Regions from separate parts of the Homo sapiens genome. Here region 1 is linked to region 2. Evidence: chromatin loops called from intact Hi-C (ENCODE). Cell type or tissue: PC-9. All regions are shown on one strand. Each heading gives the region's core, and the rest is flanking DNA. Links, peaks and the distances in the headings are about the cores only.

What was found. Peaks named below come from ENCODE experiments on the same cell type or tissue, not always from the same donor. Only the 100,000 strongest peaks of a DNase experiment are listed, where the experiment ranks them.
Region 1: a loop joins it to region 2, with 5 times the contacts of the local background. A loop is called at or near these places in 4 of 110 quality-filtered maps.

The regions. Positions count from the first base shown.
Region 1 is chr14:74,854,262-74,869,870 of GRCh38, reverse strand. It overlaps PROX2 (prospero homeobox 2), which reads left to right. Exons shown (of 6, transcript NM_001243007.2): 3 at 5,863-7,341; 4 at 11,357-11,464; 5 at 12,876-13,070; 6 at 14,569-15,609. The coding sequence starts at 6,037. The coding sequence ends at 14,739. It overlaps LOC124903348 (a long non-coding RNA gene), which reads right to left and starts at 11,365. Exons shown (of 2, transcript XR_007064269.1): 1 at 11,105-11,365; 2 at 10,436-11,038. RefSeq lists an enhancer at 13,991-15,190. In PC-9, for the core only: CTCF peaks have their summits at 8,563 and 8,766 (motif pointing left); a DNase peak (open chromatin) is centred at 8,770.
Region 2 is chr14:74,933,668-74,949,276 of GRCh38, reverse strand. PGF (placental growth factor) reads left to right here. Exons shown (of 7, transcript NM_002632.6): 4 at 694-770; 5 at 2,869-2,898; 6 at 3,002-3,064; 7 at 6,544-7,443. The coding sequence ends at 6,571. It overlaps LOC107984690 (a long non-coding RNA gene), which reads right to left and starts at 6,548. Exons shown (of 3, transcript XR_001750826.3): 1 at 4,845-6,548; 2 at 278-4,037. RefSeq lists a silencer at 2,769-2,818 and an enhancer at 14,270-14,837. In PC-9, for the core only: no CTCF peak of the experiment used is centred there; a DNase peak (open chromatin) is centred at 9,016; H3K27ac peaks cover 942 bases.

The DNA.
Region 1 (15,609 bases), core at 3,959-11,958, 79 kb after region 2:
TTAAGTTTCTTAATATACAATCCATGAATATTTCCAAAAAATATATGAAAACTGAGCAAGATTACTGAGAATCAAAGAAATACACATAATGAGGTAACATTGTCACCTACCATAACGGCAAAGATTTAAAAGACAATGCCCAGCGTTGATAAAGATAAGGAGATGTATGTTCTTTTATAGATACATTGGTAGGAGCATAAATTGGCTATTTAAAAGTATATATATACAAGTAACACACGAATATATTCTTGTAAAAATTCAATTAATATAGAAATACACAGAGTAAAAGTTGAGATCAGGCATGGTGGCTCATGCTTGTAATCCCAGCACTTTGGGAGGCCAAGGTGGGTGGATCACCTGAGGTCGGGAGTTAGAGACCAGCCTGACCACCATGCAGAAACCCTGTCTCTACTAAAAATACAAAATTAGCCGGGTGTGGTGGTGCATGCTTGTAATACCAGCTACTTGGGAGGCTAAGGCAGGAGAATCGCTTGAACGTGGGAGGCAGAGGTTGCAGTGAGCCGAGATCACGCCACTGCACTTCAGCCTGGGCAACAAGAGCTAAACTCCATCTCAAAAAAAAAAAAAAAGTTGAAGGTTCTGCTTCAGTCCCTCCTCTCTACCCCCAGTCAGTTGGTACATTTCTGGAGGACAGTTGGAAAAGAAGTAGAACAGTTTAACGTAGTCTCAGCCTTTGATGCAATATTTTCACTTCTAGAAATGTAGTCCCCAAAGAAATATGTAGGAGTGTTAATCCCAATATTATTCATAATAACAATAGCTACAACTTATCAGCAATAAGTAAGTGCCAGGAACTGTTCTAAAAATATAACATGTGTTAACTTATTGGATCCAGATGTGAATTCCACAATAACCATAGATATTATGGTTATGCCCATTTTACTGATGAGAAAACTGAGGTACGGAGAGGTCACAAACTTAGCTAAGTGGCTCTAGGGATTCAAGTCTAGGCAGTCTGATTTGTGGGTCTATGTTCTCCATCTATCTCCATACTATCTTATTTTTTTTTTTTTTGAGACGGAGTCTCGCTGTCGCCCAGGTTGGAGTGCAGTGGCGTGATCTCGGCTCACTGCAGGCTCCGCCCCCCTGGGTTCACGCCATTCTTCTGCCTCAGCCTCCCGAGTAGCTGGGACTACAGGCGCCCGCCACCATGCCCAGCTAATTTTTTGTATTTTTTTTAGTAGAGACGGGGTTTCACTGTGTTAGCCAGGATGGTCTCGATCTCCTGACCTCGTGATCCGCCTGCCTCAGCCTCCCAAAGTGCTGGGATTACAGGTGTGAGCCACCGCGCCCGGCCTGTCTATGCTTCTATAATAGTGAAAATATAAGAAGGAATCTATCAAAGGAGAACTTGTTAAGTAAATTAGGGTACATCTATACAATGGAATATTATCAGCTTTCACAACGTTGCTGTAGATTGATATTCATCCACATGAAAGATTTAAAAATGGAGGCATAAAACTATATATCTATAATACCATTTTTGTTTATATATATATATATATATATATATATATATATATATATATATATATAATTACGAGAAATTATAAACTTCTCTGTACATGGAGAAAAGAGCTTGGCAAAAATGATGAACACCAAAATTTTAACTGATTTTCTCTGGGAGTGGCATTAGAGTGTCTTTCTTTTCCTCTTAATACATTTCTATATTTGGGAAGTAAAATGATCCTACATTACTTTCATCGTCTAAGAGATGCAATAAAGCTATTTTTAAAGGATTATGACAATTGCTACCTCCATCAGTGAATATGAGAGTGCTAGTAGCTAATTTTCAAACAGAAAGCATCACTGCTTCATGCAGACTTACCCAGATAAAGGGCTGTGGGCAGCACGCCGGCCTCAGCACAGAGGTTTCCTGTTTCTCAGCAGCCCAGAGGCAGAGTTTCCATGATTGCATGGGCGTAAACATCTCTGGGTACCCAGCCACAGTGGAGTCTGGCTGGATTTCCAGTTTCTGGCCTCAAGATATTTCTGTTCATTGTTGCTTCATTAAACACACTGGTCCCATCTGTTACCCTAGTAGATCTGTCTTCTGGAGCACACAGACTACACGGAACCTCAGAAACAATACCTTGAATAACCCACAAGGGAGATTCAGCAGCTTTAGTGGTTCTATGCTCTTCTCCTCAATGACTCTATCTACCCGTCTGTCTTTCTGTCTGCATTGATTTTGTTCCATGCACAAGCCTCCATGCTAGGTGCTAGAGAGATCTGAAATAAAGTATTGTCTATTGAGGAGACAAAAATCAATATAAATGAAGTATTTATGGACAATTTATTCAATGGAGTTAGCAAACATCTGGTAACATCTGGCAGTCAGGCACTACTTGGGAACACAAAGAGGGAGCTCACAGACCAAAGGGGAAGATGCATTGATCACTTCAGAGAGGAAGTGACATTTCAGTTGGATTTTGAAAGAGGAATAAGAGTTTGTCCGTGGAAAAGTGGGAGAAGGGCTGGTCGGGCCAAGAGAATGTAAATGCAAAGACACGGAGGCTGGAAGGAGCCTGGCCTGTTCAGTGAACACAAAGTCCAGGACAGCTGGACACAGGCAATTGTTGAGGGTAGTGGCTCCAAAGGAGTTAGATCGAGACCATGTTTGTGAAGAGCTGAGACATCTGAACCTTCTAGTCCACAGGAAGCTAGCAAAGACTTTGATTCCATAGAGGGGCATAAGCAGAGCTAGCTACATTTTAGAAGATTAATACCAGTGGCAATGTCATGGGGAAAATGGAAACAATCAAAAGAAAATTTCCACCAGTTCCCATCACATTTATCCACCTGCCTGTACTGGTGTGCCTCCACTGCTCTTCCTTTTGCTGCATGGATGAACTGAGCATTCCCCTGTCTAAAGTCAATCCCTCCTTGTGTGCACTAGATCTCTTCCCCTCCTTCCTACTCAAGCACATGGCTCCAGAAATTCTCCCCCTCTTGCCTACATTAACATATTTCATCTTTCTGCAGCAACATTGTTATCAGCCTACAAATATGCTGTTATTCTGCCTATCTTGAAAAACTCTCTCTTGACCCCATTTTCTCTTTCAGCACTGTCTCATTTCTGTCCTCTTTACAAAACTCCTTGAAAGAGTTGTCAGATTCAATGTCACCTACTCCTCTTCTTGTCCTCTCCCTTAAATCCACGTCAATCAGGCTTTTTTCTCCCTGTACTCCACCAAAACTGTTGATCAAGATTCCCAGTGACTCCACATTACTAATTCAAATGGCCAATTTACTATCCCTTTGTGACTTGGCCTCTCCCTCCTCCTAGAAACATTTACTTCACTTGGTTGCCAGGACCTCGCACACCCCTAGGTTTCCCCCTGCCTCTCTGACTGCTCCTTCTCAGTTGCCTTGGTTGATGCCAGCTCATGCCCCCAGCCTCTTCATGTCCCTGTGTCCCAGGACTTGGACCTTGGCCCTCCTCCCTTCTCTGTCTACATTTACTCCCTTCGTGACCTCATCCAGCCACATGCTGACCACCCTCAATTTTACATTTCTAGCCCAGATCTCCCTGACTGAACCCCAGGCTTATTTCTACAATTGCTTTCTGGTTTTTTGTTTTTTGTTTTTCGAGACGGAGTCTTGCTGTGTCACCCAGGCTGGAGTGCAGTGGTGTGATCTTGGCTCACTGCAACCTCCACCTCCTGGATTCAAACAATTCTCCTGCCTCAGCCTCCCAAGTAGCTGGGACTACAGGTGCCCGCCACCACACTCGGCTAATTTTTGTATTTTTTAAAGTAGAGACAAGGTTTCACTATGTTGGCCAGTCTGGTCTTGAACTCCTGACCTCGTGATCCACCCGCCTCTGCCTCCCAAAGTGCTGGGATTACAGGCATGAGCCACTGCACCCAGTCTCCAATTGCTTTCTTGACATCTTGACATTTAGATGTCTGTCTAGTACTTATATCAAATTTAACATATCCAGGGTATCGTTGTAGTGTCCCTGTTGGTTAAAATATCAGTTCTGCCAGTTTAATTACTATGATTATGATTTTTTTTAGACAGAGTCTCGCTCTGTTGCCCAGGCTGGAGGGCAGTGGTGTGATCTCGGCTCACTGCAACCTCTGCCCCCCAGATTCATGCCATTCTCCTGCCTCAGCCTCCCGAGTAGCTGGGACTATAGGCGCCCGCCACCACGCCTGGCTAATTTTTTGTATTTTTAGTAGAGACGGGGTTTCATGAATGTTAGCCAGGATGGTGACCTGTGATCCACCCGCCTCAGCCTCCCAAAGTGCTGGGATTACAGGCGTGAGCCACCGCGCCCGGCCCAGTTCAATGATTATTATTAGTTAGAAAGCAAGTGACGTGGTTGGAGTATAGTGTACTTTGATGCTTTGTGGGAATAAAACAGCTTTAGGCAGTCTTTCCTGAAATAGCTCCCTCCTTCTCCCCAACCGCTCTCTCCAGTTTCCAACCCTTTGTTGTGCTTTCTCTTCACAGCAGGTATCACACACTGAAAATATATTTGTTTGTTTATTCTCTGCTTTCCCTGCTAGACTGCCTGTTCCAGGAGGGCAGACTATGCTGATCTTGCTCACTCCATGAGCCCAGAAGAAGGCCCGACACACAGCAGGTGCTCAATAAATAGTTGTTCAATAAATAGTTGAACAGTGAATGCGTAATCTGATTTTTCCAAGAGTTAGGACGGCAGTGTTTTTTTTTTTTTCTTTTTCTTTTTTTTCTTAAGACAGAGTTTCACTCTGTCGCCCAGGCTGGAGTGCAATGGAACAATCTCGGCTCACTGCAACCTCCGCCTCCTGGGTTCAAGTGATTCTCCTGCCCCAGCCTCCCAAGTAGCTGGGATTACAGGCGCATGCTACCACACTCAGCTAATTTTTTTTATTTTTAGTAGAGATGGGGTTTCACCATGTTGGCCAGGCTGGTCTCAAACTCTTGACCTCAGGTGATCCACTCGCCCTGGCCTCCCAAAGTGCTGGGATTACAGGTGTGAGCTACCTTGCCCGGCCTGAATTTGCTTTTTTTTTTTGAGATGGAGTCTCGCTCTGTCACCCAGGCTGGAGTGCAACGGGGCAATCTTGGCTCATGGCAACCTCCACCTCGCAGGATCAAGTGATTTTCCTGCCTCAGCCTCCCAAGTAGCTGGGATTAACAGGCGCCCGCCATCACGCCCAGCTAATTTTGTACTTTTGGTAGAGACAGGGTTTCTCCATGTTGGTTAGGCTGGTCTCCAACTCCCAACCTCAGGTGATCCGCCTGCCTCGGCCTCCCAAAGTGCTGGGATTACAGGCGTGAGCCACCGCACCCTGCCGAATTTGCTATTTCTAGAAGTGCCTTGGGTGATTCTGTTGCCCTTAGTCACTAGAAAAGTCACTCCGAATCAGACAACGCTTGGTTTGACCCCAGTCTGTCACTTACGAGCTGCATGACCATAGGGAAGTAGCTTCTTCTCTGATCTTGTTTTCTTATCTGTAGACAATAGGCATGACCACATTCTCATGGAGCTGTTATGACACATTAATTAAATTAATGGATGTAGAGTTCTTGGCATAATGCCAGTTGTTCAGGCGGCTGCCACTACGATATTATTATTATTATTATTATTTTATTGTTATGCCCAAGCAGGAGAAGATTTTTCTCCCTGTAAGATCACTCTCGGAGTCTCCTCAAAGTGGGGTTCTGAGACCAGCAGCATCAGCATTACCTGGGAGCTGGCTTAAAATGGAGAATCTCTGCCCCACCCCACATCTACTGAATTGAAATCTACACTTTAACGAGACCGCGTTGAATGTTTGCACATTCACATTTTAAAAGGACTGTTCAAAGTCACACGTACTCTTTTCTTCCTGTCTCTAATTTCAGGAGTCTGCCCAGGAGGTTCATGAGCCCTGGCATCCCAGAATCTGAATCCTTCCTCAGTGACAGTGGCTCTTTACCCTTCTAAGTGCAGAGGAGGAAGCCCAGCGCATTCTGGGTGCACTTCCAGCTGAGGAAATAAGGAGGAGGAATTCCTGAAGCCCTGAACAAGTGCCTGGGATGGATCCAAACTCCATCTTGCTTTCTCCTCAGCCCCAGATCTGCTCCCACCTAGCAGAAGCTTGTACGGAAGGCGAGAGAAGCTCATCCCCTCCAGAGCTGGATAGAGACTCCCCGTTTCCCTGGAGTCAGGTCCCCAGCTCCAGCCCTACAGACCCCGAATGGTTTGGTGATGAGCACATCCAGGCAAAGAGGGCCAGAGTGGAGACCATTGTCCGAGGCATGTGTCTCTCCCCGAATCCTCTGGTGCCAGGCAATGCGCAAGCTGGGGTCAGCCCACGCTGCCCAAAGAAGGCCCGAGAGAGGAAGAGGAAGCAGAACCTTCCCACACCGCAAGGCCTCCTGATGCCAGCCCCTGCCTGGGACCAGGGCAACAGGAAGGGGGGCCCTCGTGTGAGAGAACAACTTCATCTGCTGAAGCAACAGCTAAGACATCTGCAAGAGCACATCCTACAGGCTGCCAAGCCCAGGGACACAGCTCAGGGGCCAGGAGGCTGTGGCACGGGGAAAGGCCCTCTGAGTGCAAAGCAGGGGAATGGCTGTGGGCCTCGCCCCTGGGTTGTGGACGGTGACCACCAGCAAGGTACCAGCAAGGACCTCTCTGGGGCAGAAAAACACCAAGAGTCTGAGAAGCCCAGTTTCCTTCCTTCTGGAGCACCAGCTTCACTAGAGATTCTGAGGAAAGAGCTGACCAGGGCAGTGTCCCAGGCTGTGGACTCGGTATTACAAAAGGTACTATTGGATCCACCAGGCCACCTGACTCAGCTGGGCAGAAGCTTCCAGGGGCAGGTGGCAGAGGGTAGAAGCGAGCCCTCACCTCCTGTGGGAGGGGCCTGTAAAGATCCACTTGCTTTGGCTGCCTTGCCCAGGAGGGTCCAGCTACAAGCTGGGGTCCCAGTAGGAAATTTATCACTGGCCAAGCGTCTAGATTCTCCTAGGTACCCTATCCCTCCAAGAATGACCCCCAAACCCTGTCAGGATCCCCCAGCAAACTTTCCCTTGACTGCACCTTCCCACATCCAGGAAAATCAGATTCTTAGCCAGCTACTGGGTCATAGATACAACAATGGCCATTGGAGTAGCAGTCCTCCCCAGGACTCATCTTCCCAGAGGCACCCCTCCTCAGAGCCTGCCCTACGACCTTGGAGAACTACTAAGCCGCAACCATTGGTCCTGAGCCAGCAGCAGTGTCCCTTGCCTTTCACCTCTGCCCATCTGGAAAGTCTACCCCTTCTTCCCTCGGTGAAGATGGAACAGAGAGGCCTGCATGCTGTCATGGAGGCACTGCCTTTCTCTTTGGTCCACATATCCTTTAATAGCAATTGAAGTTCTCATTGTTGGCCAGGTGCAGTGTGGCTCATGCTTGTAATCCCAGTGCTTTGGGAGGCCAAGGTGGGAGGATTACTTGAGGACAGGTGTTCAAGACTAGCCTGCACAACATAGCTAGACCCCATCTCTAAAAATAAAAAATTATCTGCACATGATGGCCCATGCCTGTAGTCCTACTCAGGAGGCTGAGGCAGGAGGATTGCTTGAGCCCGGGAGTTCGAGGTTACAGTGAGCTATGATTGCACCACTGCACTCCAGCTGGGCAACAGAGAGAGACAATGTTTCAATAAATAATTTAAAATACCATTGACACTGTGCAGAGAAACAAGAAAACTAAAAGTTGAAGAGGAGCTGGGGACAGATCACTCAGGGTCTTCTTAATGTTGCTCTGGGCCTTCAGCTTATAGTGGTGACCACATTCTGGAATTTAAGGACCTGGGAAGGTTCACTTAGCTTCTTCTATGACCCATCGGGTTCTGCCACTTGACTTATTCCTTTGGGTCTAAAAGGGTTTTGTTTTGAGACTCAAATAGGCTTCTGAAATACAATGAATACCCTAAGGAAGAAAGAATCCATAATTTGGTTGTCAGCCACCCATAAACTTAGGAGGAGAGGGTCAAAGGAATGACGTCATCTAAGGTATGGCCTCCCCAACCCCATAGCTCTACAAGCAAAAATCCTATATTGTGTAGATAATTCCTGGGGAGCAGATGAGGAACAAGAAACTTCTGGGCCAAATGGAAAAGGAGTTTTCCTCGGGGATTAAACCCAGAGAGGTGGCTGGAAACGGCCAGAGGTCTCCAGTTTAAGGAACAACTTCCAAGGTGCAATGGAGTGCCTGGAGACTAGGGGCTGGGCATATGAAGGGAGAGGAGGCTCCCCATGAGGAGGCCTGAGTGGCCCAGGCTGATCTGCAGGGCTCTGGATCTTATTGCATCATCTTTGCAACCCTTAAGTAGACACTACTCTCTTAATGTATTTCCCAGAGTAACCCTCGGGATATTAATAATTGTTGAGTTAGAAGAAAAAGTACCTTGGGGAAATACTGAGATAGTTTCTTTTCTGCAGGAATTCTCAGAGCCTTTAACATGAGTAAATGGAAGCTCTAAGAGGAGAATGTACACAGCCCCAAACCCATATGACCACTTCTAACAAGCATCTTGCAGAACTTAAGTTCTTGAGAATATATTTTGGATGTTGCTTTTTAAGCTAGCTGTGCTCACGCTGCTGCTTCTTGTGTGCAGCTTTGAGGGGAATCTCCAGAAGCTGATGAGTCTATGGAGTTGCATATCCAGGTGGGAACAGTCGTGTCCTTTGCCTGGCAACTACTGTGAGGGCAGCAGGATGGGGTGGGACCAGCTCATTACCATGCCAGAACCTGCCTTTGTGTCCTAAATGCCATGAGCGCCCCCTGCCGGTCAAAAGTGTTGGAAACACCCCAAAGCTTTCCTGGAAGTTAGCGAGCAACTGTAAAACCAATGCTGAGAACACTTCACTTGCCACCACTCTTGGAGGCAGAGATTCCACCATAGACAGATTTTCTTTATAAGAAAGGCTACCTGTCTGGGCCTTTGATAACCACTAGTTGACTCTCCATTAAATTCAGACAGCTGCAAAAACACCTCAGTCTCCCAGAATTTGCTATTTGTTGAGCACCTACATGTGCCTGTTCCTGCCCCCTAAATTGGGGATTGGGCTCAGAGAGCTTCTGGAGGTTTGGGGCCTATCCTAAGAAATACCTAAGCCAGGACTGGCTGCATGGGTGAAGTACTTGACTATCTTTGGAATGACTTGGGACCCCCTAGCAGCACCCTGGCCCCTCAACTCTTCCCTCATTCCTGCTGCCTATATTCCAAGAGATTTATTCCTGTGGGCCATGAAAGCCACCTGAGAGCAAGCTGCTTTACAGCATAAAAAGAACGTTCACATTCACATGACATCCTGTGACATAGGTAGGGCAGATGTGAAGATCACGAGGGGAGCATTGACAGAACACCTTCTCGGTGGCAGGCATTGCTACCAGCACTTCACACATATGTGCCCACCACCACTTAGCTACAATTCTGAAACCCATAAAGCTTTGACAGGCCCTATGATTTTCCCCCCCTAAGAATGATGCAATCTTTTTTTTTTGGTAGCAAAACCTGGCTTGCACTGATTGGAGGCTATTAATAGATTTTATCCCACTTAGTATAGTCATACGTTCTGCTGCAGAAATGTTAATGTATTGGATTATACACTGTCTCAGCTGTGGATGTTAATTAATGTGTGGTACACACATCGTATTATCTTTATAAGCTAACAAATTCTGAAATCCAAACTCCATTTGGCTCAGCATTTCAGATAACGGGTTTAGACCTGTATTATCTCACCGTTCTCAAGCATCCACTCTAAGATCGGGTATCCGAGAAGCAGAGACAGAGAAGGGAGCTAACTCGTCCAAAGTCCCAAGACACACTAATGAGCAACCAGGATTTAAACCCGGGATCTGATGGCCAAGTACAAGCTTTAACCACTATACTCCACATCTTAGCAATGAGGCTCAGAGCAGTTAAGTGGCTTGCCCAAGGTCACACAGCTAATAGATGGCAAAATCAGTGTCTGAAACTGGGTCTTTGGAATCCCAATCCAGGATTCTCTCCACAGCATTTGTGGATCTGTAGGAAGGGTAAGTAGGGGCTGATGGGGCAGCAGGGAGGGATCTCCTGTGCAGCAACTAGGTGCCTGGGCCACCTATAACCATAGTCAGTTGGTCTGGTTTCTTTTGGTTAAACAGATTCATCCTATGTGGAAGTCTTCACTGTCTTAAGCTACAGCTCTCGGATCTGAGATCCCAGGTTACTCTGTGTAATGCTTCTCACCCAGCCTAAGGACTGTCCCTAAAAATGCAAAGCGTATTTGTGTAAATCTTTTTTTCATTTCCGTCCTGCCCTAGTGCTAGGCAGTCACATCACAATTCTCCGACTCTTGTTAAAGGGGAAGGAATCTGTCTGTTCCCAGAGTGAGGTATAGTTTGGAATCTAATTTCCATATATGTGTATGGATTAAGGTTGACCGTTCACTCACTTACTCCTTCACACAACAAATATTTATTGAGCACCTGCTATGTTCCTAGCACTGGGCTAGGCACAAAGATGAAAAGATAAGGTCCTCACTCTCAAGGAGCTCACAGTCTAGACGAGACAAACATACAGTAAAAATTCCAATAAGGTCATCGCTGCAACAGTTTGTACAAAGAGTCTTCATAGCCCAGGGTAAGGAAGGCCTAATTTGGCAAGGAAGGGTTTAACAGAGGTGGGAGCTTCTGAGCTGAGACCTGAAAGATGAGGGATAGTTCTGCCAGGCAAATGGAGAGTGGGTACCACCCAACCATTCAAGCTTCTTGAGCAAGAGCAAAATATGAGCTGGTATTCAGCCTGCTTAGATGTTTGCTGGTTATAAAGGCAACACTGTGAAGGCAATGATAAGAGTGACAGCCAGAATGGGGACCACCTAGTTTACTCTTCTCGTTTTACAGCTGAGGAAACTGAGGCAGAGAGGGGAAGTAAATCTCTGCTTGGGGTTTTGAAATGGTTTATCTGGGATAGAATTGCCATCTCTTCCCATCCCACTTGGACACCACACACACACACACACACACACACACACACACACACACACACAATACACCAACCTGTATTTGACATCTAAGACACCACACACACACACACACACACACACACACACAAAATACACCAACCTGTATTTGACATCATCTATGCTACATAACTTTTCCACATCGAGATGATTTTTACATTCTGTGACTTAACTGTGCACATATGTCATCCAGCTTATTTGACCAGAGTTTCCAGAGACAGAAAAATGGAGCAAATACACAATTCCAATCAGAAAAACAAAATGAAATCAAATAGAAACCACAGGAACAAGGAATTCACTAGTTAATTGATAAACTGGCATTTTAAAGTGTTCATTTTCCTTGACACTGAGATAAATCCAGGAGGGTCTAAACCCTGGTCACTTGAAGAAGGCCAAACTAATGTTTTTCTTCACACGATATCCCAGCTCCAACCTCCTGAAGGTTTATTTTCCTGATGTTCAGGTAAAGTCACTCAACTAAATGGCAGCTTCTGCAGAACTCCCAAGAGGCAGTGTGTTTTGCCTGGTGTGAGGCAAGTCCTAGGTCATCATATGTGCACTTCAAGCTCCCCTTAGTGTTGCTGATGGAAGCAATGTCCAGTTCTGGGCTGAGACTCTACCCAAATAACCGTGAATAACTTTAGGCTAGAAAGGCTGGCTGTCTAAATTCTTAAGCTACTGAGCTGTAGATAATCCCCAAAACAGAAACACATGGGCAGGAAAAGTAGAGGGAAACAGAAACACTAGTTAGTGGCCTTTTTGGCTAGTTTTCTGCCTTGGCTGGGGACACTATGAAAAATAAAATATAGGCCAGGCACAGTGGCTCATGCCTCTAATCCCAGCACTTTGGGAGGCCGAGGTGGGCAGATGACCTGAGGTCAGGAGTTCGAGACCAGCCTGACCAACATGGTAAAACCCCATGTCTACTAAAAATACAAAAACTAGCTGGCGTGGTGGCGTGCGCCTGTAATCCCAGCTACTCGGAGGCTGAGGCAGGAGAATCACTTGAACCCAGGAGGTGGATGTTGCAGTGAACAGAGATCACGCCACTGCACTCCAGCCTGGGCGACAAAGCGAGACTACATCTCAAAAAAAAAAAAACACACAAAAACAAACAAACAAACAACAAAAAATATATATAGAGAGGGAGAGAGAGACAGAGTGTCAGACACTGTCAAATTTATGTTCAAATTGCTATAGTTCAAAACTGAGTGAAAGTACATACAGATGAAGTGTGACAATAAGGAAAATCAAACTAATTGTTGGGACCAGACCTCCCCTGTTCCCATAAAAGGTTTCTGAGGGCCTCTTTTACTTTGGGTGTTGGGTTAGGGGCTGTTAATACTTTTGGTCTACATCATTCAAGCTTTTCTTTCCCTCATATTCAGTTGGTTGGTTGATCCCTGAAGCAACCTCTGATTTTGATTTCAATTCATTCCACAATTCAAAGTTGCTAATAAACTGCTCCCTGACCTACATCTTGCCCTTCCCTTGGCCCTTTATCCAAGTGGAAGGCCCCAGGCCTGCCATGCAGTCCACCTGGGTGCAGCAAAATCTGGCACCACACTGGTCGTGACCCCTAAGTCCCACTCAAACACCACAAAAAGCTTTTCATGGGTAAAACAACCCCCATAAATCTAGCATATCAAAAAAAAGTTATGTTCTAATGGGCACTGTAGCTAATTTAGATTTTTCTGAGTATAACTAAATAGGCTTGGAAAATAGCGGTGGCTTCGCTTCTTTTTTTAAAGGAAGCCCCTGTTAATGCTGGTTAAAGCCGTATATGAACCCCTATACTGAGCTGGAAGCAGACAGTTCTAATTCTGAGCACCTCGTGGCAAATGTCTGACTGGATGGACCTCTTGTTTGTACAGTTCAACCGCTGCATTACCTCCCAGATGATCAAGTGGTTCAGCAACTTTCGTGAGTTTTATTACATCCAAATGGAAAAATCTGCCCGGCAAGCAATTTCAGATGGTGTCACAAATCCCAAAATGCTGGTGGTTCTCCGCAATTCAGAACTTTTTCAAGCTCTCAATATGCACTACAACAAGGGAAATGACTTTGAGGTAAGACCATGTACTGGGTTCCCATGAGATCTGATGAGTGTCTTCCCTATATGATTCGAGTTTTAGGAAAGATCCCTCTTCTGTGTCTCCTTAAGTTACTGAGAGCCAGGGCAGCCTGGGCCAATCTCTGTATCATCCACAAAGATTACAGCCTCAACATCTTCACTTGGGCAACAGGTGGAAGCAGCAAACTGAGTCAACAGCCAGTCTTCATTCTGAAGCTTAGTGAGAGGGCTGCCAGGTGTTACACCATCTTAGACTGAATACCCTGTCATTATCAAGTTACATAACTTCCTGACCTTTTTGCCTTAGTGCCAGGAGGCTCAGGACTGAATGCTGAGCTCAGTTGTGGCACCTAGTCTTGGCCTAGGTTTTCTCAACAATTTCTATGCTTTTCATGATTTGATTCTTATCTGTATTTTCCCTTGAAAATGTATCAGTGGGCCTTCCATAGCAAGTCACCTCAAATCCTTTCTGGAAATAACAATAAACAACACTCAAGCTCAGTCCCTCGGGGATCCCTATGAAGGCACACTGGTGGCACCTCAGAGGTAAAGCGTCAGTGAAAGGTGAGCCTAGGTGTCACTGGCGCACATTCCTAATCAAGAGATGCATGTTGCCTCATGCACAGCTGACAGCTGTTAGGCTGGCATCTGATTCTGCAGGTGCCGGGTATATCTGGTCACAGATTACACTTCCCTCTTCTTGACTTCTCCCTTGACTGTGATCACAAAGAGTGGTTTATTGATACCTCCAAAAAATACAAGAACTGTGGTCATCCACTGGTTGACTGGTGAGTCAGAGTATGTTTGGAAAGCTAAGACTACCTGTGGGGAAAATTGTCCATGTCTCCCTTTCTGAGGCTCAAGGGGTCACGGCCAGTATGGGACAGGCAGCACTGCTGCATCTTTCCACATAGGGTGGTCATTTGACCTGCAGTGGCAGCAAGCCCCAAGCCAAGCTGGGTCTGGAGCTTGGCAGTGGGGCAACCCATCATTCATGGTGCCAGTCTGGGTTAGGATTCTAGAACAGCACCCCCGTCAACCAGCTCTGAAAGCAGGAGTGTAAGCTCTTCAGACCCAGCCCTAAAAGGCAGTGGAATGAGGTATGACAGTCAGAAGCTTGGGGGCACTCCTTTCCACAGTTAGTACTAGGGAAAAGAATACCGAAGTCTCTTTGAGCCACAGATTTACTTTCAGTAAGATTTTCTGACCTGCTTAGTTAAAAAGTCGCCCATTAGCGAGATCAGCTCCTCCTACAAAGGAAGTGTCCTTAATTCACCTTCTCCCAGGGCTTTCTCACTGGAGCTGTCTTATCAAGGTTTGTGTCTGATGAGGAAGCAGAGGAGTCCTAGGGTTGCAGAATCAGGGGCCACTAGAGCAGGGATGCTCCTAGCCCACTACCCAAGAAACAGGCAGCACCCGCTAGTGAGGGCTCTGGCACCAGTGCTTCCCAACCTCACGTCTTTTCTTTCTTGTGGGTCTCTTTGGAAATGCAGGTTCCAGATTGCTTCTTGGAAATTGCCAGCTTGACGTTACAGGAGTTCTTCAGGGCTGTCTCCGCAGGGAGAGACTCAGATCCTTCCTGGAAGAAACCCATTTATAAAATTATTTCGAAACTGGACAGTGACATCCCAGAGATATTCAAATCTTCCAGCTATCCCCAGTAGCTGTTTCGGGGTTAAGATCCCACAACGTGAGGAGTGACTGGCTAGGGTTTCCTGGGTTTGTCTTAAAGGGCAATTTAGCTGTAGTCATATAAAAAGGGCACAAGGAAATCTCCTCTATCAAAACAGGTACTATTACCATTTTGATCATTTATTTCCCTTTCCAGAATCATCAGAAATTTAACTATAAAATGTACTAACTATATTGGTGTATTGGTAGTATATTGTAAAAGGAACACAAGTTTCCAATCAGAAGACTTGAAGCTCAACTCCATTGTTTCCAGGTGTTGTGACCCTGGGAACTTCCTGGTATCTCTGTATCTGTAAAATGAGGTTGTTAAGGATTAAAGGACAGTATGTCCTATGCAATGTCATTCACACACAAATGTCAGTTTTTTGAGCCCCTCTTTCAGATAAGGTTATCTTATTTGGGGTTTTTACAAATTGCTGTTTTTAGTCACCTAATTATAAAGCGCCATCTATTTGCTAGATACTTTCACATACTTTAAGCTTTTCACCCTGAAAAGTAGTTATTATCATCATTTAAAAGATGACCAAACAGAAGCTTTAGAACTGCAAGGTAACTCGCCAAAGCCTATGAGGCTAGGACATCTGGGTTGATAGGGACAGTCAGGAGCCTGGAGGAACCAAGACTTTCTGATGCCCAACTGCATGCTGGACCCATCTCCTGCAGCTAACTCAGGATCTCAAGCAGGACCCCACCCCTAGTAAGCATCCAGCGCTGACAGGGCACCGTCACCTGACAACTCCTGCCCAGCACTTAGGAGCACTTCACCGCCCAAGATTTCTGCTGATCATTTCAGCAAACTCAAGACAAACTTTATGCAGGACTTGAGTGTTGCTGTTTATTCA
Region 2 (15,609 bases), core at 4,648-12,647:
CCCAGGGCTGGAGCCTGACTCCCAGGCCAGTGCTCCTACCACCCCAGCCCAGGGCCTCTTCTTCCTAAGCCCTCCGATGGCTCTGAGCCCACTCATCTCCACCCCCACCAGCATTCTCAGCCTCACGCTGAGTCCTATCCCAAGACTCAGGGTGTCTAGTTAAAGCTGGAAAGAAATCTGCTTGTATAAAGTCCCTGTTGACACCAGGAGCATTTGGTCCCTTTTCAAGCAAGTGCAGCTTACATGTCACACACGCAGTGGTTTACTGAGCACTTACTGAGTAATGCCAAGCACTGTCCTAGGCGTGCCACAAGTGGTGTGTCATTCAATCCTTCAAGGCTGGTGTCATTCCCATTTCACGGATGGGGAACTCAAGGTTCAGAGATGTTATTTCACTTGTTCAGCAGGTAAAAGAGTCAAGATCTGAACACGGGTCTCTCTGACTCCAGAACATGAGCCCCCTTCCTGTGCTATTGCTGTGCTAGTGCTCCCGGGCAGGGAGGGACAGGGGCCTCCCTCAGATCCCCATGCAGCTGAGAGAGCTGTTTGCCCCACGTTCAGAGTGGAGTGAGGGCCTGTAGTCCACAGGCTAGCAGGAAACAGAGTCGGGTTCTCCTTACAAGGAGAGAGAGAAGAGTGCCGGAAACTCGTGGGCCACTCCCCAATCCAGGCATCAACTCTTTCTTCCTTCAGCTCCTAAAGATCCGTTCTGGGGACCGGCCCTCCTACGTGGAGCTGACGTTCTCTCAGCACGTTCGCTGCGAATGCCGGTAGGTCTCCGGGGTCGGGTGGGTAGCAAGGAAAGGCCCCCGTCCTCTTGGCAGCCTCAGCAAAGATGGGTCCCAGGGCAGAGGCAAAGGCTGCCCATCCCCGCTGCGGGCTGAACTTTTTTCCAGACTGAGGGAGACCAAGAGGGCAGGACCAGGGGTGGCTACCATTCATTTTGTCCCCCCACCAGCCAGTTTTGCCAAGGGAGCTGGTCCCAGCAGCTGGGGTACAGCTGTTGAGATACTGCAAGGGAAGAGAGAGGGTGGGTCCCTCCCAGCCTCGCAGGGGTTCGGTGCGTGTCGTTCCCCTTCTCTGGGATGGGAGGCAGCTGCCACGGGCCTCTGAAAGAGGTGCCTGGAGGCAAAGACATTGCAAGTCTGAACTTCGTTCTGGGGCAAGCTGTGTGCCCACAGGAGCGGGCAAACGGGGCTGAGAAGCAGCAAGAAGGACAAGCTCGGGTAGGAGAAAAGGGGCAGAAGAAGAGTGACACTGTGGCTTCCTTGATGTTGCAGCACCCCTCTACGGCCCCTCCCAATCCACAGAGCCTCTGACCAGCACCAGTCTTGCTGCCTGTGCTGGGGGCACTTGGAACATTGGTTAGCAGGAGCAACAGGCCTGGCACTGCCAGCTAGGTTCAGGGAAGAGAGAAATGGGCTGAGCTGCTGCTCCTGGTACTACTGGGCCATGGATGAAGGCACCAGACTAGAAGTCCAGAGCCCTAGCCAGGGGCGGCAGGAGGGAAGACTACCACTTATTGTGTACCTATTCTGTGCCTAGCCCCGCAGGAGGCACTTGAATGTTTCTCATTTAGTCACATACATTTATTGAGCACCTACCACATGCCAGGCATTGTCCTGATGGGATGCAGTGGTGAGCAAGGTTCCTGCTCTCATAACAACCCTGGGAGGTAGGCCCTATTGTCATCCCCATTTTACAGATGAGAAAATCAAGGCTCAATACAGTTTCATGATTTATCACAGCTAGTGAGTGTGGGAGGAGGGATTCTGGGCCCTGACCTAACTCGTAAGCCTTCGTTTTTCAGGCTACCTTTCATGGCCATGACCACTTTTCTAATAGCCCCCAGGCTTAGCCTTGCCTCCTGGGCAGGGCTATGGCTGCCCCTTTTGTTGGAGTGTTGGAGACCCTGCCTCAACTTGTTTCCACCCATCCCTCCAAGCCAGAGCTTAGCCATATAACAAGAGCTCGGTAATGAACCCTCCTGGGTGCAATGCTGGGTGGTGACCCAGAGTCACCTTCTCCATCCCCTTTGCCCTGACAGCCACTCTTTTGGGGCAGGCAGATGAAGAGACTGAGGTTCCAAGAGTGTCTGTCACTTGCCCAATATGGAGAGGTACAACCAGACAGTCCCAAGAGGCCCTGGTACCTTGCCCTGGCTCCCAAGGGAGGAACCAGCTGAGGGTAGCATGTCCTGGCCCCAAAGCTGACTGCTACCATGCTGTCCCATGTCTCTACCCACTGTTCCCAGTGAAGACTGAGGCCCTATCCCCTGCCAGGGGCCAGGCAACAGGGACACCTTTCTTCTTGCTTCTGGGCCAACAGCCACAGCCCTGGGAGGCAGAGCCCAGACATGCCTGGTGACTTCAGGGCTGATGCTCCCTCCTTCCTCCCACCCCGTCGCTCACTCCCCATGTTGTTCCGGATGGAGTGGGGCTGTGCCCTGACAGGCAGCCAGTCCGCTGTCTGGCCATCATCTCCTGTCCCTGAGGAAATTCCCAGAATGCACCCTGGAAGGAACGGAAAAAAGCAGCAAAGAAAGTGAGAAAGAAAAAGCAACAGAGAACAGACAGAAACAACCAAATTTGATGCCAAGAGGCTGAGAAGTGCAGAAGCGGGTGGCAGGGGTCCCCAGGAGGTTGATTTGTCCCTCTCGTGGTGGGGTCACCAGAGCCTGGAGTGGGAGTGAAGCCTTGAGGCTCTGGCCACCTCTCCCTTGCCAACTCCATGCTACCCCCTAGTGGCCTCAGTGTCAGCTGCAGGACCAGGACTGGGGATGTCGGAGGGGACCTGTCCGGGCGGCAGGGAGCCCCACTTATTGCTTTCCTAACGTTCCTCTGCCCCTCTCTCTGTCTGTTTCCCTAGGCCTCTGCGGGAGAAGATGAAGCCGGAAAGGTAAGTGGTTTGGCTGGGGCTCGGGGCTATTCTCGGGCCTGCCAGCCTCTGTCCTAGCATGGGGTTCCCCAGCCACCTTGTCCTGACGCTTGGCTTATTGCAGGAGGAGACCCAAGGGCAGGGGGAAGAGGAGGAGAGAGAAGCAGAGACCCACAGACTGCCACCTGTGAGTGTGCGGGGTCCCAGGGATGGCGAGGAGGCTGGGCCCGAGGGGAGCCCCGCCTTGCCGCCAGGGTTAGGTTGGGGAGGGGGAGAGGCAGGACTGAGGCCAGTCTTGGGGGCAGAACAGGGAGCTGCACCTCCTCAAGACTCTAGGGCCCAGGAAGCATCAGTGGACCTTGGTTTTTGTCCCGGCTTAGCCCTAGGTTTCCATTGACCTTCAACAAATCATTTCACCTTTGTCAGCCTAGCTTTTCTCTGTGTAGAATGAGGGGCAGGAGGTCCAGCAAACATTCAGTCACTCTACAAACATTTACTGAGCACTTACTGTGTGTCAGGTACATCTGTGAGCAAACAAACAGGATTCCTGCACATTAGTGTTTACCTTTTAGTGATTAAAAGTCTGTCATCAGCTGAGACGTTATCTGGGGCCACTTCCTAGTAGCCCCGGGGAACATGTGCCCCTCGCCACTGTCTCCCAGGAGTATTTTTGCCTGTGGGTCCCCTTGCTGCTTCTAACCCACTTCGTACCTTGTGGGCAGCAGAATGGAGCCCCAGGCCTGAGTGTGGCTGGGAGAGAAGGATGAGAGGAGGGAAAACCCAAATCTGTGAGAGTAAATAGAAAAAATAAAATATTTCACGTGCACAGTCAATCAGTCACTGAAGAGAGGTGGCTCTCCTTCAGGGGCTAAGCCTCCCCCACGCACGTGACTCCAGGAAGTCATTTCGTGCTATGGAGTGGAGTTGACCCAAGCCCTGACCCCATGAGCCCCACTCCATGAAGACAGGGATCCTGGGGACTGCGCCCCCTAGGGGTTTATGCTCTCATCTCTTTTCTGGGCCCGCGCGGCAATTTGGGAAACAAGCTGGCAGGGAAGTCCATCCAGGCCCGAGTTACCCGCCGGCAGCCGGAGGCAGAAAGTGTCCCGTGGCTCCTGTTCCCAAGGCAGCAGTCTTCAGACATTTCACTCGGGAATCTCCTGAAAGAATTTCAAAAGTGGCCGGGCGCAGTGGCTAACACCTGTAATCCCAGCACTTTGGGAGGCCGAAGTGGGTAGATCACTTGAGGTCAGAAGTTCGAGGCCAGCCTGACCAACACGGTGAAACCACATCTCTACTAAAAATACAAAATTAGCTGGGCGTGTTGGTGCATGCCTGTAATCTCAGCTACTTGGGAGGCTGAGGCAGGAGAATCGCTTGAACCCGGGAGGCGGAGGTTGCAGTGAGCCGAGATCACGCCACTGCACTCCAGCCTGGGTGACAGAGCAAGACTCCGTCTCAAAAAAAAAAAAAAAAAGAATTCCAAAAGCCCATGTGCTCCCTTGCCCATTCTTAAGTTGACATTGAACATTTTCATCAGAATTATAAGTCAAGCCAGGCTCAGTACCTCATGCCTGTAATTCTAGCACTTTGGGAGGCCGAGGCGAGTGGATCGCTTGAGGCCAGGAGTTCAAGCCTAGCCGGGGCAACATGGTGAAACCTCGTCTCTACAAAAAAAATACAAAAACTAGCTGGACGTGGTGCCATGTGCCTATAGTCCCAACTACTCAGGAGGCTGAGGTGGAATGATCACCTGAGCCTGGGAGGTCAAGGCTGCAGTGAGCCGAGATAGATCCACTGCACCTCAGCCTGGGTGACAGAGTAAGAACCTGTCTCAAAAAAAAAAAAGTATAAGTCATTACAAAGGATATAATTTCTGGCATATTATTAATATTTTAATACAAAGCTATTGTAGAACACTCTCCAGGTGTATCCTATTAAATACGCCATTTTAATGTTATACTCACCATCATCCACTTTTAAGAAAATGAACAAGCAGGCCAGGCGCGGTGGCTCACACCTGTAATCCCAGCACTTTTGGAGGCCAAGGCGGGCGGATCGCAAGGTTAGGAGATCGAGACCATCCTGGCTAACATGGTGAAACCCCATCTGTACTAAAAATACAAAAAATTAGCCGGGTGTGGTGGTGGGTGCCTATAGTCCCAGCTACTCGGGAGGCTGAGGCAGGAGAATGGCATGAACCCGGGAGGCGGAACTTGCAGTGAGCCGAGATCACGCCACTGCACTCCAGCCTGGGACAGAGCAAGACTCCGTCTCAAAAAAAAAAAAAGAAAATTAACAAGCAAAAAAAAAAAAAATACAGGAACACTTCCTTTCATAATTATATATTTACATTGTTTCTTTTTTCCTGGAACTTGTATTTCCATTTCACTCCCCACCCCCAAGAATTTCAGCCTAGTGTAACAGTACTTTTAATTTTCAGAAGTCTTTTATTGATTACCTTGTCATATTTATCTGCCACAAAAAAATGATATATGAGTTTGAATTATTTTAAATTTCCTGTGAGCATAAACCTAAATTAAATTTTCTCCTGGAATAAATTATCAAAATAATTCTTAGTAGCACCATTTGGTCAAAACAGCACAAATACTTCCTATTTTAATAGATGTTCAACATAAAAATACAATCAATTTGATTGGGAATGCATCTCAATGAGATGGATGTGGCTACCTCGTTTCAATTAGTGAATGAATCCATTAATGAATGTTACTTCCTGCCAGACTGAGACAGGATTCTGCATTAATTTAATTCCTGTTTATCATTTTTTTATTGATGAGAAGGTTGAGAAACCATGTTCACATAAATAAGTAAATGAGACTAGATGTCACTCAATTACTTGAACTCCTTCCTTCCAAGTTATTTGCCAGAAATCTCAAGGTGCTCTGCTAAGAACAAATTACTTCTCATGATATCCTGGCTGACAATTTGGTTAAGCTGTTCTTCAGTTTTGTTGAAAGCCTTGGTTACCCAGTCATTAGCCATATTTTCTTTCTCAAGACCTACATCAATATCTCAAATTGTTCTTTTTTTCATGTCCTCAGAATACTTTTACCTGGCAGCAAAGCACTTTATGAGGATTTAGAATGAGCAAGATGTGTTGTGGCCAGAGAAGCAGATCTCAGCCACTGCCTCACAAAAATAATTTTAAGGCAATGTAGACCTGGAGGCTGAAAATGGATTTCTTTAAAACCGTCAGTACTCAGGCCTCACGTGCGTCTAGCGGTACTCCCCTGTTTGGAGACTGCTGTCTTAGGGTAATCAGAGGCATGATTGCATGGAGTGTGATTAGGTTCAAATGTGGCTCTGTCACCGACTGGCCGTGTGACCACAGGCAAGCTTCTTCACCTCTCTGGGCCTCAGTTTCCTAATCTTCACAAGAATAATCAGGGTGCCTTCCTCATGGAAGGTTGTTGAGGGTTAAGAAGACAGTGCTTGGCACAGGGCTGGGCACATGGGTAAGTGTTTGGTGAAGGGTAGCTCCCAGCTTCTCCTCAGCTTGAAGCAAGCAGGGACCCAGGAGCACTGCGCCCTCCCCATGCTCCCTGCCCAAGCTCCTCCTCTGGGCCTGCCCCCTCCTCCATAGGAGGAGACCGCACCCTCCACAGTGTGCTGATACCCGCCCCGTCTGTGCTTGGTCTCTGGCAGGTGCGGCGATGCTGTTCCCCGGAGGTAACCCACCCCTTGGAGGAGAGAGACCCCGCACCCGGCTCGTGTATTTATTACCGTCACACTCTTCAGTGACTCCTGCTGGTACCTGCCCTCTATTTATTAGCCAACTGTTTCCCTGCTGAATGCCTCGCTCCCTTCAAGACGAGGGGCAGGGAAGGACAGGACCCTCAGGAATTCAGTGCCTTCAACAACGTGAGAGAAAGAGAGAAGCCAGCCACAGACCCCTGGGAGCTTCCGCTTTGAAAGAAGCAAGACACGTGGCCTCGTGAGGGGCAAGCTAGGCCCCAGAGGCCCTGGAGGTCTCCAGGGGCCTGCAGAAGGAAAGAAGGGGGCCCTGCTACCTGTTCTTGGGCCTCAGGCTCTGCACAGACAAGCAGCCCTTGCTTTCGGAGCTCCTGTCCAAAGTAGGGATGCGGATCCTGCTGGGGCCGCCACGGCCTGGCTGGTGGGAAGGCCGGCAGCGGGCGGAGGGGATCCAGCCACTTCCCCCTCTTCTTCTGAAGATCAGAACATTCAGCTCTGGAGAACAGTGGTTGCCTGGGGGCTTTTGCCACTCCTTGTCCCCCGTGATCTCCCCTCACACTTTGCCATTTGCTTGTACTGGGACATTGTTCTTTCCGGCCAAGGTGCCACCACCCTGCCCCCCCTAAGAGACACATACAGAGTGGGCCCCGGGCTGGAGAAAGAGCTGCCTGGATGAGAAACAGCTCAGCCAGTGGGGATGAGGTCACCAGGGGAGGAGCCTGTGCGTCCCAGCTGAAGGCAGTGGCAGGGGAGCAGGTTCCCCAAGGGCCCTGGCACCCCCACAAGCTGTCCCTGCAGGGCCATCTGACTGCCAAGCCAGATTCTCTTGAATAAAGTATTCTAGTGTGGAAACGCTGATCTAGTGGGTGTGTCTTCCGGGGCAGTGAGCGTCAGCCGGGAACGGAAGCCAGACAGACCCAGGGATCGGGGTGTAACAGGAAGAGCACAGCACCTTCTCCGAGCCTCAGTTTCCTTATCTCAAAAGCCTCGCTCAGTCGACGAGAGGGCATGTCACAGCTCACGACAACATGTTAGCTTGCTCCTTCCTTCCTCCTTTTGACAGCTGAGGACACTTAGGCCCAAGAAGGTGAAATGGCTGATGGAGAGTTAAGAGCACTGAAGCGGGGGTCAGAGGCCTGGCTTTGTCTATAACTCACCGAGTGGCACTGGGCTTCCCTCTGCCTTCACGTTTCATCTCTGACCTGAGGGGCCTGGCTAGATGGCTCTTCTGGCTTTGACACATTTCTACTGGGGCCCAGGCTCAAGTCTCGGTGGCCCTGGGTGGTCACTGGAGACTGTTCCTGTGGAGGCCACTTCAAGGCTGCCCCGGAGGTCGCCCAACCTGCTTCTACAGCACCCTGGGGTCGCCCCTTCCCTAACGAGGAGCTCCCAAGATGTAGTTTTGTTTCCAAAGTTGAGGAGAGGCTGGTCCCAGCCACTTTTTAACAGCATCAAGAGCACAATCTCCTCCTCTCCCAGGGCTTAGGGCTGCCCCAGCCCAGTGCCGCAAGGACTCCCGAACTCCTCCGGCCCTCCTGATAGACATCCTGGGCTGGGTCTCAGGGCGCTGAACGGCAGCACGTATAGCCTGCTCGGGCTGCTGAACAGACGCAAGGACCAGCAGATGCTGCCCGGATTTCTCTGCCTTTTACCCCCCAGTTCCTTCCGTCTTCCTCCTCAGTGCTTTGGCAGGAAAAAAATAAATCTTCTTATTATTTTTTAATGGTTTTTTTTTTGAGACGGAGTCTCCTTCTGTCGCCCAGGCTGGAGTGCAGTGCCACAATCTCGGCTCACTGCAACCTCCACCTCCCAGGTTCAAGCGATTCTCCTGCCTCAGCCTTCTGAGTAGCTGGGATTACAGGCGTGCGCCACCATGCCCGGCTAATTTTTGTATTTTTAGTAGAGACAGGGTTTCACCATGTTGACCAAGCTGGTCTTGAACTCCTGACCTCAAGTGATCCACCCGCCTCAGCCTCCCAAAGTGCTGGGATGACAGGCATGAGCCACCATGCCAGGCCTATTTTTTTTTTAATCCAAACCACTTACTATCAAACTCCACTCTGCTTCTGACCTGCAAGGGGTGTGTGTGTGTGTGTGTGTGTGTGTGTGTGTGTGTGTGTGTGTCTGTGTGTCTGTGTCTTTGATGTTATATGCTGCTATATGTATTGGGGGAAGAGAAGTTCCCCCATTCTCTCCTCAGCCTCACTTCCTCATTTGAGGCTGCTGAGGAGAAACCCACAGGGACCCAGGGGCACAGGGGCCTGCCTGGGGCTTTGAGGGGAGCTGGGGATGTCCAGCGGAGTGGGGTGGCCCTGCTGAGGCAGCTGTCCTTGGTGCCCTGTTCACCGAGGCCTGGGGACTCTGCAGGACACGCTGGTCAGAATGTGCTTCTGGCTGTGGTCATAGACGGGTGTGAGTCAGCCCCAGGAGACATACTTTGCCAAAGAAATGCACTTCCTCTCCTGCCTCTCCTCTCTTTAGCTGCAGCTGTTCTGAGCTGTTGCCTTTGACCCACTGTGAACTGGGAAGAGCACCCATCCCCTCCCACTGGCCAGGCCTCTAGCTCAGCCCTGAGGACCCCAACCCAGGCCCGGTAGCATCTTCAAGGCTTTTGGCTCCATAAGGTCACCCACATGGCGGGCAGCCTCCCGACCCAGGCCAGTGACCCCTGTAGAGAGCAAGACAGAAACCAGAAAAGCTCCTGGAAGCCAGAAGCAAAACTCCACATCCGTGGGCAGGAGCCTCGCAGCAGGAATGGGTAGGAAGGAGCCAGCTGGCCTACTTGACTATATTGGCAGCCGTTCCAGCCATTTAGGTCCTAGAGGGATTTGCTTGTCATCTATTTGTGGAGCACCCTCTGTGTCCTAGACACTGACTAGGCATCCAGGATCCAGTGGGGACAGACACACAGGACCCTGCTCTCGTGGACCACACATGCGAGGGGAGAGACAGCCCATGCTCTAGTGCCAGAGGGTACTGGGTGGGCCTTTTCTGCTGCTCGAATGGGTGGCCGGACTCAGAGCTAAGGAAAAAGGGCCTTGAGTACCCCATATTCTAAAACAAAGGAACCATTTGAGACTAGGCCCATTTGCCTACAGGATTTATTAAGAGATGGTTAAAGCAATTCTGCTATGCCCCCAAATCTCCCAGCACCCCCTTCCTCAGTCTCCATAAGCAGAAGACCAGGACAGGGGAAGGAAGAGAGAGGGAGATGGGTCACTGGAGTCCTGGGGTGCTGACTCCCTCCCCTCCTCTCCCTGGATCTGGATTTGCTGTTGAGATCAGCCCACGCGCCATCTGGACAGGGAGGTTGGGGGAGGGCAGGATTGAAGAGGCAGAGACAGACAGGGCAGGGACTCCTTGGGGCACCCAGCAGTCGTTGCCCATGGGTCAGGTGGACATGGCGGAAGGTGCATGTCCTTGAGCTGTCTTGTCCATGTCCTCCCAAGAGGGAGGCCTGCAGCTGTGCAGACCCACAGTCGGTAGGCTGTTGGGTGGAGGTTGGGGCAGTGGCTGAGTGGTGGGGTGAGAGATATAGAGCTGAAGGGACCTCTCACATCAGGGAACAGTGGTGCGAGGTGGCCCTGTGGTGAACCCACAAGAGAGTTAGCATCTGAACGCCATCATGCCGGGAACATTCATAGCCAGAGAAGAAATGGCCACAGCTGACAGGGACTTTCCTGAAAGCTCTCCCTCCCCATCTGTGTGAAAGAAGAGAAAAGGGGAGAGAAAAGGAGGAGGAGAGAGAGAGAGGAGTGGGGGTACAGGGGCAAACTACACCCCTCCCCACTCCCCTGGGCCAAATCCAGACCCTGCCTGGGGAAGGGAAATGGTTAGTCTTGGTTAGATGGACCAGCCTAGATGGGGCTGGGCCTTTAATAAGCTAAAGCAACAGGAATACTAGAAGATCTGCCCAAGATACTGTTACGGGACAGAAAAAGGAGAACCAACATAGTTCATCTAGAAGCAATGATGGAAGGGGGAAAAAAACTTGCTCAATAAGCAAGTTACCCATATAAACAAATACATTAATAAGAAAATGTCTTGCTGCCAAAATGCGTTCTCTCATATTAGAGATGCTCTTGAATTATTTTACATTCCTCCTCTTAAGAGGTGAAGTGTCTTCCCTCTGTTTGAATCTGAATTGGCCTGGGTCTGCGTTGATCAGTAGACTATAGCAGAAGAGACCCTATACTTGTTTCAAGTCTAGCTTTCAAGAGGACTGGCAGCTTCTGCCTTGGTCTGTTGGAACCCTATGCTATCATGTAAGATGTCCAACTACCCTGAGGTCACCATGTTGGAAGGAAGCTCAAGCTGGCCGTATAGAGATGTGGAAAAAGAGAGAGAGAGAGAGACTCAGCCAACCCCAAGCTATTCCAACCCGCAGCCATTACAGTTATCTTAGCAGATGCCCCAGATCTTACAGAGCAAAGACAAGCTGTATCCACTGTGCCGTTTGATTTCCTTGATGCACAGAAACATAAAATACTATAATAACAAATTGTTTTGAGGTAGTTTGTTATGCAGCAATAAGAAACCAGAACAGAAAATAAGGAAAGGTGAAGAGATAGCGTTGGGGGGAAGGTACTCTAGGTCAGGAGGTTATGGATGGCATCTCTGTGGAGATGACATTGATGGTAAAGTTTGAAGGACAAGAAGGAGTTGGTCATGTAAAGATCAGGGATAAGAGCACTCCAGAGGGCACAGCTGGTGGAAAGTGCTGGAAGGAACCCCAGTGTGGCTGGAGCATGATGGGCAGGGAGGGGGGATATGGGATGTGATGTTGGAAGTAGCCAGGGGCCAGACCATAAAGGGCTTTGCAAGTCAGGGTAAGGAGTTCAAATTTTGTTATAATGTGAGATAAACCACTGCAGAGTTTCAAACAGGGGAATGAAATGACATTAGATACATTTTTTTCTTTTTGAGACAGGGTTTCACTCTGTCACCCATGCTAGAGTGCAGTGGCACAATCTCCGCTCACTGCAGCCTCCACCTGCCGGGTTCAAGCGATTCTCATGCCTCAGCCTCCTGAGTAGCTAGGACTACAGGTGCACACCACCACACCTGGCTAATTTTTGTGTTTTTATTAGAGACAGGGTTTTGCCATGTTGGCCAGGCTGGTCTCAAACTCCTGACCTCAAGTGATCCACCCACCTCAGCCTCCCAAAGTGTTAGGATTACAGGCGTGAGCCACCACACCCAGCCATTAGGTACATTTTTGAACAATCACTCCACCCACTATGTGGAAAATGGTCTCTAGGAGTGTAAAACTTAGAGTACAAATACCACTTCAAAGGCTGTGGAGAAGCCAGGCAACCAATTATGGTGGTTTGGTCTAGGGAGAAGTAACAAGGATAGAGAGAAGTAGATTGTTTGGTCTTAATCATGCACGTGGGCTGGTAACCCTGATCATTTATTCACTCATGAGCATTTTTTGAGTCTACAAGGCCTAGGTATTTTGTAGTAGATACATGTATGACAGGGCAAAGTATATTAGCAAGCAAAAGTCTTCCCTACCTACTAAAGAAAATTCTATTCTGCAATAAATAAGGGGAATAAGGAGAGAGATCACAGCTGGAGGGCTAAGCTGGTCTACCTAACAGCTAGGAAAGAGAAAGCAAGCAGGTAGGCAGAGGGAAATAAAAGGCCTCGGGGCTGGGACTAGAGAAGGAGTTTGGGGTTTTGCTGTGGAGTCTCTATTGATATAAGACAGTTTGAGAAGGGCTTTGAGGAAGCACTGTCATGCTCCCTAACATTGCAGGCCCGAATGTTCTTTGAGAGACGCCCACTCAGTGAGACACTAGGCAGAGACTGAACCCAGGGGAGCACCTCGATTAGCTAGGGTTACGCAGAGAGAAATAAGACATTGTCGCTGACCTTAAAAAGTTCGTCAGCGGAATCAGATATACACAGGTGATTAGAATAGAAGGAAAGCAGGCCATGTAGCTAAAAGAATGCAGCTGAAGAGCTGCTAAAGCCACCTGAGATGACCTGCAGCTGGGGAACATCAGAACTGGCTTTGCAAAGCTGGTGGCATTTGAGCTGTGACTTGAAGAGTAGGCAAGATTTGGGTCTGGGGAGATGACTGGGGAAGCCATTCTAGGTGGAGGCAACCCATTAACAAAGACCCCAGAGCTGGCAAAACCCCTACCTGTACAGGGACTCTCCAGCGGTTCAGTTTGGCTGATGCTTAAGGCAGGTGAATCAGAGGGTGATGGCTAAGGCTGGTAGGCGGGCTGGGCCCCGGGTGCCATGCTGGGGAGTTAGGGCTGTGCTAGGCTGCAAGAGGCATGTTTTTTAAACAATAACGTGGCCGGGCACAGTGGCTCACGCCTGTAATCTCAACACTTTGGGAGGCCAAAGCGAGAGGATTGCTTTGGCAATGAATTGAGGTCTTTACAAAAAAATTTTAAATTATGGCCGAGCATGGTGGCTCACGCCGTAATCCCACCACTTTGGGAGGCCGAGGCAGGTGAATCACTTGAGCCCAGGTGTTTGAGACTGGCCTGGGCAACATGGTGAAATCCCATCTCTACAAGAAATACAAAAATTTGCTGGGCATGGGGCTACAAGCCCCAGCTACTCAGGAGGCTGAGGCTGGAGAATCTCTTGAGCCTGGGAGGTGCAGGTTGCACTGAGCTGAGATCGCGCCACTACACTCCGGCTTGGGTGACAGGGTGAGATGCCATCTTAAATTAAAATTAAAAAAAAAAATTAGCCAGGTATGGTGGTGCACACCTGTAGTCCCAGCTACTTGGGAGACTGAGGCAGGAGGATTGCTTGATCCCAGGAGTTTGAGGCTGCAGAAAGCTATGATGTCACTGCACTCCAGCCTGGGCAACAGAGTGAGACCCTGTCTCTAAAAAAAAAAAATTAGAAATTAAACAATAATATGATATGATCATGGAATTTAGGGCTGAAAGAAAGTTTACAAATAATCCATTTCCACCTCCTCATCTTACAAATGAAGGAGCTGAGGCCCAGGCTGGTCCAAAGCCATGTAAGTTAAGCGAGTCAGAATTTAAAACTGTACCATAAGTGACTGACGTGGAATTGAATCCGAAGCCTGTGCTCACTGCCCCTCACCACCTCACCTCCTCTTGAGGATGGAGAGAGAGAAGGGCAGTGGGGCGGTAGGGAAGTGAGCTGGGTCCGCTCCCAGTCTGAGAGGCGGGCCAGACCATCTGCGGGTGGATTGGGTGGGTCAGCAGAAGAGGCCCCTATGAAAACTCTGGTGGGAACTCGAGGCCCCAGACAGGGTGGTGACAGGCCAGAGCCTTGGTGTGGAAAGATGGCCGTCTGTCAGCACCAGATCCCAGCAGCTGTTTCCCTAAAGAAGCCGGACCCTTCCTTTTCCTGAGGGAAGCCTGGGGCGCTCTCCTTCCCCCTGACCTTGGCTGTGACTGAGGCCGAGGAGGCCCCACCTCAGAGGCTCCAGGCCAAAAAGATGGTTCTTTTCTAGTCCCTGAGGTAACTTTGTGACCGTGGAAACCCTCGAGCAGGCAGGTCAGGCCGGGAGGAAGTTGAGGGCTCCCTCGCAGAGGTGGGTTCCCCGAGAGGTGTCGCCTGGGTGGCGGGAGAGGGTGCTGCCATTCTAGTAACTTCTCCCTGCACCACTCTCTGCAAGGTTGTTCCACTCCCTGTCCTCAGTGGCCTCTCCACCGCCACCCCCAGCCCTCGGTCTTCCCCTTCTCCTTCTCTCTTCTCTGAGGCCCTGCCCCCACACACCCAGCCTGGGCCACCCAAGAGTCACCACGTGGGCCACAGCGCTGGGTGTTTCCAGACATGGGCCACCTGACGTCCTCAGCGGGGGCCTAAGGCTTGGGCTGTAACAGCAGTACCCTCCCTCCTCCTCTCCCTTTCAAAGCCCTCTCTGCCACAAGCCTCTCCTGGGGCCTGCGAAGCCCTCTCACTTGCCAGACACGCTGGAAAGAAGTCCTGCGAGGGTGAGAAATCTGCCCGAGGAATTCCAGCCTCTCGGAGGAGGTGGCGGCTGACAGCTGGCCATGGCTGCTGTGCGGAGAAGCTGAAGTTGAGGTCTTGGGTTCACAAGGGGTGCCAGGCACGTCAGGGTCCAACCTGGGGGGGTGCTGCAAGTCCCCATGTCAGAACCTGGGGTGCACCCTGGAGCTGTCGCTCCTGGATTAGCCGGAAATACAGCTTCTCTCCAGACATGGGAGAGGCAAAGGAGGTCACAGGACTTTCCTCTCACATCCAAACCCAGGAGGCTCTGGGTGCCTGGGATCCTTCTTAGGAACCAGCCCTGGCCAGTCAAGATGAGCTCCAGCAGCGGAGAAGACACACAGGCTGCTCTACTGAGACCTTCCTCTTTGTGTGTATATAGAGCTATCTGCCCTTCCCCTTCTTCCCCCTAGAATAAAACATGCCCACCCTCTTAGGAAAAGACTAATTGGTATGTGGCTATGATATCAAGTGACTCTTAGAACCAATTATAAACCTGGTTTATATGGCCATGTGTTTCAGTAACTGTGCTGCTGAAACTATGCACTCAATCAGGACTAGCCCCACGCTTCTGAAAATAACCAGTCGGCAACAGCTGCATGCCAATGACTGTGCCAAAGATCAACCAGCACACGTTGACCCATCCTTAAACCACACACTTCCCAAAACCTGTATGGGATTAATTCTCTGCTTTGCTCAGAGATACGCTGTGCCTTGCAAGTACAGCTGTCCCTTGCTTAAGCATGCAGTAAATTCAGCCTGTGGTTTCAGATAATGAGTGGTTACACCTTTCTTCAATACCCCCCCAAAAAATCTGTCTTATAATCTATCACAAATTTTCCAAAATCCAAAGAATGAGCAACACTTTGTTTTTTCCAGCTTTGGTACAAAATTGGGGCCAGAAACTCCTCCCCCTGGTCTCCCTCTCTCTGATCCCTCTGCCCTCCTCCCAGGACCCAGCTCCCTCCTGGGAGATTGTGGTGGACCCTCGTGTGTCCCCACGTGGAGCACCTACAAAACAAATACATTTCCTTTTTGATAAAGTGGATCACATCT